2 separate regions of the Homo sapiens genome follow, and region 2 is linked to region 1. A link is an interaction called in ENCODE POLR2A ChIA-PET data of the cell type or tissue named here. Cell type or tissue: MCF 10A. All regions are shown on one strand. Region 1 overlaps SSBP2 (single stranded DNA binding protein 2). Region 2 overlaps SSBP2 (single stranded DNA binding protein 2).

Region 1 (5,000 bases):
GGCGTATGCCCTAAGAGTTATTAAATAAACATCAGAAATAATTATTTCTAAATATATAGTTAAATTAAATATTTATCTTATAATAGTAACATTGTTCTACTTCTATTTCTATGTTTGCCTTTATGGATTTAGTGGAAGGTCAAATATTTATAAGACCAACCTTAGAGATTATAAAACAAGTGATTAAAAGAGGATAATTTTATAGGTGGTGTTTCTGAGAATCCTGTATTGCTTATACATGATCTTGTTTAACATAGGCAAAGAAATAGAGCCTTTAAAAACATGTCTCATGGCAAGCCTTGTGCTAGGTAGGTCCCATATCTTAGTGTCTAGGACAAGTGTGTATTATTTTCCATACATTTACAATGTCTATTCTATCATTCTAAAGATCAGTAAATCTTCAATTTTAAAAAAGCCCTACTCATCAGGAGAGTTTCATAATTAAGTCTATAATAATCTAGGATATGTTATGAAATTTACATGATAAAATTAATTAAAAATTAAATACAAATTTAGTTTTAGTGCTATGATATTCAAGTTTTAACACATGCCCCATCTATTTTATTAAGCATATGTATGTTCCTCCTTCTAAGAATCACAGGTAGGAAAGACATTTCAAAATTTTATCATTTTTAGAAAATTCGATCACATTTTGCCTATTTGTAAAACAAGGTTGAGTATCCCTTATCTGAAATTCTTGGGACCAGAAGTGCTTCAGATTTAAATTTTTTTTGATTTTGAAATATTTTCATTATACTTATACTTAGTGGTTGAGCATCCCAAATCTGAAAATCCAAATTCTAAAAGGCTCTAATAAGCATTTCCTTTGAGTTTCATGTTGGCACTCAAAAGTTTTAGATTTTGGATCTCAGGTTTTCAGACTAGGGATGCTCAACCTATATAGTGACTGGTATAATACCATCCTAATATTTGAGAACAATTGGCCATATCATGACATCAACAACAAAGGCTGTAGTAAGACCAAAATATATGATTTTAGTCCACATTCTGCAATTAATCCATGCTTGGTTTTGTGAGCTAGTAGACAAATCACTTAACTATAATGTTATAGCCTTATTTAGAAAATAATGAGGCTAAAACCAGAAGACTTCTATAAACCTTCATGAATAAAAAATTTAAAAACTATTTTCTTCCAGTAATATTTCAAATATGCATTAAATACCACGTCTATATAATATGCTGCCATACACTGCCCAAGAAAATAAAAAGGTATGTAATCCATGGCACAAATGTGACTATTGGTCCAAAACTAGTGATGAATTCAAAATTGCTCACTTGCTCAAAATTGCTCACTTGCTCAAAATTGCTCACTTCACCTATATATGCTACATAACTTGATGTAAGGTTATATAGTATATATAAAAATTTCACTAATATTTTTAACAAATGCTTTTGGCTGATATTATGACAATGTGATAATTAGTATACAAAAATGTAGACTTATCTCCTAGAGGAAGAAGTAGGACTTTTAGTTTAGGTAAGTTTCATAGCAATACTTGATTTGTGCTTGGGTCGAGGGATTTTTCTGATGTACTTTAGTAAGCTATTCTGATGATCCACTGTACTTGTTCCTTTATCTCCAAGAGGGCCAAGCTCAGAAAATTTTGAACCTCTAAAGATGCAGACTTTGCCCCTCTACAACCTGAGATGCTGGTGACTAAGGAGCTTCTCAGTTCCTCTAATCCTACAACTATTAAACATGAAAGCAAATATTATCCTTGAAATGTAATGGGTTCATCATCATGAATAATACTTTAGAGTTTTATACACTCTTTATTCCCAAGCAGAAACAAGTGAAAATTTTATATTTTACAAATGAAGACACAGACTGAATACAGAGAAGCAAAACTTACAAAGTATTGAAGTCTTTGATCTCATATCATTTATTATTATTAAAATCTTCCCCTCATAAATCAAGAGAAAATACGGCATTCCCAAGTTGAAGATTCTCAACCAAACACTGTATCTCCCTCTATTCCTGAGAATGTAAGTTGAAATGACTTAGGTAGCTTGTTAATATCTCAAGGGAACACAGAAAGCAAAATGGTTGTCAGAGAAGTCTACAAGGGTGAATAAACATGCCAGATGTGTCCCAGAAGATGGAATGCTAACATAATTATACAACTTATGCCACTGGCCAGATCTAGGACTACCCGACAACAAAAATTTTTTAAAAGACAGAACAAAACAATAAAACGCCATGGAAAACATTTTTTCTGAGGAACAAGCCACGTTGTTATAAGCTCAAGTCTTAATAACTAAGGAAGTCATTTGTCTTTGTCCCAAAAATATATCAATGAATGTTAGTTACTGACAATCTCTGTTTAAGAAAACTATCCTATCCATTCATAAGACCAAAAACAGTTTCACATGAAATGTGTATGTACCTGTTCTTCATCTTAGAACTTCCCCATATGTATAACTTGTATTAATATTATTCCCTAGCATTACTTAATACCTTTAAAAATGAAAGCATTAAATTTTGCTTCACTTTTATAAAATTCTCACAATACTCCTGGATTAGAAATCAATTTCTATTTTAAAATATAATGAAGATAGTTACCATTATTGAGTAAGTACTATACAAGCATCATATACGAAGTATCACATATTCAACATCTAATCCTTCTAATTATTATCCCCACTTTGTAGATGAAGGAACTGAAGCTTAGGTTAAATTAGATTAAATAATTTGCCTAAAGTCACACAGTGGCAGAGCTGGGCTTGAGCCTTTTAATTATTACGTTATTTTGTTTCTAACGTGAGTGTGGTTTTAAGAGTTCTTAATGCAAGACTCCTTATTCTGATTATGGGCAGGTTTCTACAGTTCCAGCAGTCTGAGCAGCATCAGCTATTATAAGAGTGGGATGGATATCTGTACCAGATAAGACAGCAAGCACATTGTTAGCCTACCTTTGACCCCATGCACCAACTCATTTCCTGAATATCCTATGGCAACCACCCCCTCACCCTACATGCAGCTGCCAGGGATCCGTGGATGCCTCAATATAGACATGACTCAGAAGAGAAAACTTTTGAGTCCCATTTATATACACTGCCTGGAATTAGCCACTCACAATGCTCAAATGGGAAATGTAATTAATGACTTATTAATAGTGGGACACTGAATTGAGCTCTGTGATTAAGAAATATGTGTTACTGAGATGAGCACTGGTTACAATTCAGGAACTTGAATTCTAACTCTAAATTTGACCTTGGGCAAATAGTTTTTTGATTTATGTAAAAAGAGAAAATAAATGTTATGTATTTTACAGTGTTTTATACAGAGACAAAGAGATGACATACGCAAAAGTAATTTTAAAAGAAGCTTAAAGGTACTAAAAATATTATAGAAAAAGTCTCATATAGCTAGTATAGCGAAATAAAAAGTTTTCTAATTAACTTGAGTAACATTTGCCTCATTTTTCTTTTGAGTCCTTTACATTTAATGAAGATTCCCTCCGTTTTTTACAATGTTCTCTCCCCACCAAATTTTCCTCTGTATTCCACATGCCTTTCCTCTTCTCCCATGCTGAATTTTAGTTTTGTTCTCTATGGCCTATGTTTTTTGCCTTCTCTCTTGCTAACACTTTTTCTCCCTTCTCACTCTTATCAGCCTCCTCCTTCTAGCCCCGTTGTCACCTACACTGTCTTATACGATGCTTAGTTTAACCCAACTCAAATAGTTATTATACCTTGCCTGTTATAGGAAAGACATACCAGATGAGTAAAAACCAGTAAGCCAATTATAAATATTATACCATTCTAGTGAGCTAACTAATGCCATTGCACTTGTTTTCCTGTGGGTATTTGGTTATTCTTAGCTATACCTGATATTATTCATTAGGTTCTAAAATAATTAGAGTGCTAGCATACTACAAGATTGGACTTTCCACCACCAGGTGAAAGAAACAGAATTCTTAGAATAATCTTATATTTTATTTTCTCTACAATGTTATATATATTTGATTTCAGGATATAAATACAGGGGACCAAAGTCACTTTAAAAGGTGCTCTATATTTTTATTTTGTTAAATAAAAATGAGGTATAGGCTGGTTGTGGTGGCTCATGCCTGTAATCCCAGCACTTTGGCAGGCAGAAGCAGAGGCGAGTGAGTCTCGATCCCAGGAGTTTGAGACCAGCCTGAGCAACAACAGCAAAACCTCATCGCTACAAAAAAATATGAAAAAGTAGCTGGGCATGGTGATATGCTCCTTTAGTCCCAGCTACTCAGGAGGCTTAGGTGGGAGGATCACTTAAGCCCGGGAGATGGAGGCTGCAGCGAGCTATGATTGTGCCACTGCACTCCAGCCTGGGTGACCCTGTCTCAAAAAAAGAAAAAAAAAAAAGGTGTACTTGTCTGCTCTCAAGCTGCTAATAAAGACATACCTGAGACTGGGTAATTTATAAAGGAATGAGGTTTAACTGACTCACAGTTCAGCATGGCTGGGGAGGCCTCAGGAAGCTTAGAATCCATGGCAGATTCACATGGCGACAGCATGGAGAAGAATGAAAGCTGAGCGAAGGGGGAAGCCCCTTACAAAACCACCAGATTGTGTGAGAACTTACTATTTCTAGAATAGCATGGGGGAATCGCCCTCATGATTCAATTACCTCTCACCAAGTCCCTCCCACCACACGTGGGGATTATGGGAACTACAATTCAAGATGAGATTTGAGTGGGGACACAGCCAAACTATATCAAGAGATATGAGAGTTATAAAAGGCATCATATCAAGAGCTATAGTTTCTGCAATTAAAACTTTAAATAGAAAGTTTTTAAAAGCCTATGTTTTAAAATTGCACAAGTAAAAAAACACATTAACATCAGAAGAAAGAAGCTTATTGGCATTTTTATTTCTGGAACTAATGTAAGAGTTGGGAATGTTTAACAAAAAGTACAAACAAGAAGCAAGTTTTCAGAGGGGATTTGATTCAGGTAAATGTATTATAAACTGGGATGCTGAGTATGGGGTAA
Region 2 (5,000 bases), 77 kb after region 1:
AGGCTTAATCGTTTCTAGCTTTTGATTTAAAGCAAAAGACATATGATTCTTCCTTTCACTTGAACACTTAGAGGCCATTGTAGGTTATTAATTGGCCTAATTGTAATACTTTCATGTCTCAGAGACAGGAAGAGAGATGGGAAACAGCTGTTTGGTGGAGCAGTGAGAACACACACAACATTTATCAATTATATTCTCCATCTCCTGTGGGTGAGGTTTGTGGCATCCCAAAACAATTTCAACAGTAGCATCAAAGATCACTGATCATAGAACCTCATAATAGATATAATAATAATAAAAAGTTTGAAATAGAAGAAAAATTACCAAAATGTGATGTGGAGACACAAAGTGAGCCCATGTCCTTGGTAAAATAATACCAACAGACTTGCTCTATGCAGGGTGGCCACAAACCTTCAATTTGTAAAAAATAATATTGTCTACTGAGTATAATAAAGTGGAGCACAATAAAACAAGGTGCACCTGTACTATGTGCCAAGCACCATGCTAAATTATCCCACTAAAGATGTCTCAAATAAAATGAGAACATTTTGAGTAGGCTAATTTTATAAGGCCTTTTATTTTAGTTGTACCAAAACAAGCCCTCCAAAATACAAAAGCACTAAAGGAATAGACATCTTTGTCACTTTGTTCCATCCTTGGCACCTAAAGAAACTCCTGGACTGAACATAATTATTTACTTCAGCAACTCTGAGTCTTTGACATTATAATGTACATTATAAATCTCTAAGAAGAGATATAAGTATGCACCATACCATAAACCTATCTGACCTCAGAACCCTGTTAACCAACGATGCCAATTTATTAATACATAGTAGTTAATGAAAAGTTTAGAAAATATTGCATTAATGTTTTCACAGATTATTAAAATGTATGTTTAACTGTATCATTAATAGGGATTATCTGAAACAAAGTTATATGGGACTAATAAGGTACACACTGAAAGAAATCACTATTGTAATTTTTTTAATTAAAAAAAAGATTCGGCCAGGCACGGCAGCTCACGCCTGTAATCCCAGCACTTTGGGAGGCCGAGGCGGGTAGATCACGAGGTCAGGAGATCAAGACCAGCCTGGCCAACATGATGAAACCACGTCTCTACTAAAATACGAAAAATTAGCTGGGCGTGGTGGCGCACACCTGTAGTCCCAGCTACTCAGGAGGCTGAGGCAGGGGAATCGCTTGAACCCAGGAGTCAGAGGTTCCAGTGAGCCAAGATGGTGCCACTGCACTCCAGTCTGGCAACAGAGCGAGACTCCCATCTCAAAAAAACAAACAAACAAACAAACAAATTCTGTAATATTTAGAAGAGGACAAAAGCTATAGATAGAATCTGCCTACTACTCAATCTCACTTATATAAGGGCTCTCATGCAAAGCAATAGAAACAAAATAATGGAAGCTCCAAAATAGGCATCGGAAAATACAAAGTATATGAAACACAATGCCATAAGTTCTGAAAAAATGCAGGAATGCTATTTTTTTTTGAAACTGAACTTCTCAATTTTACACTTTCATCCAGACATTTGAGTGTGAGCTCTCTGCTAGTGCTCAATCCCAATAGAAAGAATCCCTATTTCAGAGAATCCAAATGCCAGTTTAAACTGGGTCCCTACATTTTTCTGTCATTTTATTTTAGGGGGATAAAATTGAGATTTATTTTTGCCACTTTCCACTATGTCCCCCTGAAGAGCTACATAGTATCTTCATTGCCTTTAGCCAGCTAAGAGATCTGTGACCTACACTAAGTTGCCAATCAAGCCTTATATTGAACTACAGCACAGTAAAAGAACTCTGATTTCTCATGCTGTGGCTCAATCTTAATGTACTCAAGCTCCAACAACTGGGAATAAGAGCAGATATTACACACATTCCCCACTATCTACAACAGACAAGTTGGTCATTTTAATGAGGGATTTTTGTCTGTTTTATTCTTTTTATTCCTTTTTGCCCATATCTTATTCAGTATTCTTTGTGTGGTGGCTACTTTGCTAAAGTGGTTCAATATTTAATCAAGGATTAAATGGTAAAGCAGTTTGCCTATTAAATTATAAAAACCTTTAGTGTTTACATAGCCTTTTCTAATTAATTAAATAACTTAATTGAAATTAAAAATTAGATTTTAAAGTAAGCTTTGAGAATACACAAGTTATTTTGAAGATATTCAGCCATGAATACAACATATATCAGTCATGGTATTACAGGACACACAGACAGTGCCAGCAACCCAGGAAGATCTCCAGAGCTCAGGCAGCCTGAGCTACAGTCTGCAGTGCTTGTTAGATGGACACTCAAAATCGGGCATTGGAATAGTGATTCCCTGAGACAGGAAAAGCACATCAGGTTATCCAAGGAGGTCCAGAGGGAATGGGTGCAGCACACCAGCATGGCACATGTATACATATGTAACTAACCTGCACATTGTGCACATGTACCCTAAAACTTAAAGTATAATAATAATAAAATTTAAAAAAAGAAAAAAAAGAAAAAAGTCAAAACAATTATTTTTTAAATTCAGTTGTTTAAATTCAATTCCTCTACTGAGTTTAAATCTTTGTATTTATTTTCCTAATAGATAACACTGGATTTATTAATGTTCACTAATGATTTCCCTTAAAAGAGAAATGCCAAAAACAAGACTAATAAAGTCAATTTATTTTAGATTATCTTTCAGTTTATTTTAAACTAATGTTTTTCTTTTTTTTAAATGCGCAGATCCAAAATATGGTGACTACTTTTTCATTGTACCCACTAACAAATTCTAGGTTGCTTCCTTACTGTATTTTGTTTTATAGTAAATAGAATGAGGCAGAGCTGAAGATACTTGCTACCTAAAATGGGTAAGTCAAAGACATCTGACTATGGAGCTTTACTGCTGCTTTAGTCCCTTGGACATGACCACAGAACACCAGGAGCTGAGGAAATTGGCCAAGCTGAGCCACGTGGAACAGTCACATCATCATTACTGTCCAGGTTCCACTGGCATTTGTGTTACCCAACCAATGAGGTACAGGGTTGGGGATTCTTCTTAGTTATCTGATGCTCTTTTGTTCTCTTTTTCTCAATCCTTTCACTGAGGCATATAATTAATGATGACATGACTACGATTGGTGAGGAGTATGGCAGGCTTTCACTATCTCTACTTCACTAACGAATATAAAAACTCTAATCTCACATATGCTTTCCAAGTTACCTATGAGTCTTATGAAATAACATCACTGGCTCCCATTTCTCTGACATACTACCAACATCTGTTCAGTTCTACCACTTACATTACATAAAAACCCACTAGTTCCCAAGTTTTGAATGTACATATGCATACAGGCACACATGCTCGCACACATATATACACATGCACACACACATATACACAATATTATACAATTGTTTAGGGATTTAAAAAGCATTCCCTGGCCAGGCATGGTGGCTCGGCCTGTAATCCCAGCACTTTGGGAGGCCAAGGCAGGTGGATCACCAGGTCAGGAGCTCAAGACCAGCCTGGCCAATATGGCGAAACCCCGTCTCTACTAAAAATACAAAAATTAGTTGGGCGTAGTGGCGCGCACCTTTAGTCCCAGCTGCTTGGAAGGCTGAGGCAGGAGAACCGCTTGAACCCAGGAGGCGGAGGTTGCAGTGAGCCGAGATCACACCACTACACTCCAGCCTGGGTGACGGGGAATGATTCCATCTCAAAAAAAAAAAAAAAAAAAAAAAAAAATGCATTCCCTATTCACATTAGTTATTGAAATACTAGGCTAAGTTTAAATGAGTTTCTTTATTTCCAGACCACTCAGAATATTTAACGTGTTAATCTATATTAAGAATTTCTTGACATAAAAATAATATATCACATTTCCAAATCTATTTGGCTATGGAGACCTTTTTGTGCAGAAGGTTTTTATAGCACATACTTTGGAAGCCACTTAACCAAAGTATTCAAAACACACAAAATATATACATATTTGTTTTTATGTATATTACATGTATATAATATACAACAAATCTGAATATATTATTTACTCATCCACTTACCCACCCATTCCAACAGCCATCCAACAAATAGTATATATAGTGCCTATATATGTGAACACTCTTGTGCATAGTGATAGGGGAGAGGAAAACACTTGAAAATATGTTTAACAAATTTTTCTATACTCCTCTTATTAATCTGCAAATAAAATGTTAGAGTTTTTTAAAAGCCAATTAATAGAGTATAATTCTTAAAAATCTAGTAATGGAAAGCAACAGATCCCCCTTAAAAAGTGATAAGTAGCAAACCAAGGAAATGTTATATACTTTACAAAAGTGCTTTAATATTAAAGGACACATATATTTTGAGATATTTTTATTCTACACAATTTTCCAGAAACAACTCAAAGAAAAAATAATTAACTGATCCTTTTAGGTACTTAAATATATACTTTAGGATAAAGAGCCATAAACACACCAAGCCAATTAACTACATCGCAATTAGATGTCAACTAATTAATAATTGTAAAAAACTAATTATTTTAAGCCTTTCTCTTGTATTTCAGAATCTTTGGAAGTCAAGTCCTTCCTTTAGCTCCCTCATCTTATTCCTGACTTTTTATATTGCAAACTCTAGGAAAAATCTAAAATTATTTGACTATGAATACTGGTATTAAGTAAAACTTAAAATGGCAAAACATTTTAAATTGGACAGGTTGGGAACCAAACATACCCACCCTGAGTATGTTATATTAAAAAGTCAAAAAGCAACAGATGCTGGCAAGACTATGGAGGAAAGAGAACACACATACACTGTTGGTGGGAATGTAAATTAGCTCAGCCACTGTGGAAAGCAGTTTGAAGATTTCTCAAATAACTCAAAACACAACTACCAATCAACCCAGCAATCCTATTACTGAATATATATCCAAAAGACAATAAGTCATTCTACCAAAAATACACCTGCACTCATACGCTGATCACAGCATATTCACAGTAGCAAAGACATGGAAT

What was found. Peaks named below come from ENCODE experiments on the same cell type or tissue, not always from the same donor. Only the 100,000 strongest peaks of a DNase experiment are listed, where the experiment ranks them.
Region 2: POLR2A ChIA-PET joins it to region 1 with 6 read pairs; 4 of 35 experiments call an interaction of 5 or more read pairs at or near these places.

What each region holds. Positions count from the first base shown.
Region 1 is chr5:81,623,704-81,628,703 of GRCh38, forward strand. All of the region lies in intron 3 of SSBP2 (single stranded DNA binding protein 2), which reads right to left. Among named protein-coding and RNA genes, the nearest start is that of SSBP2, 120 kb to the right of the region's middle. In MCF 10A, no CTCF peak of the experiment used is centred here; a DNase peak (open chromatin) is centred at 2,998.
Region 2 is chr5:81,701,088-81,706,087 of GRCh38, forward strand. The region is part of intron 1 of SSBP2 (single stranded DNA binding protein 2); the gene reads right to left. Among named protein-coding and RNA genes, the nearest start is that of SSBP2, 48 kb to the right of the region's middle. In MCF 10A, no CTCF peak of the experiment used is centred here; no DNase peak of the experiment used is centred here.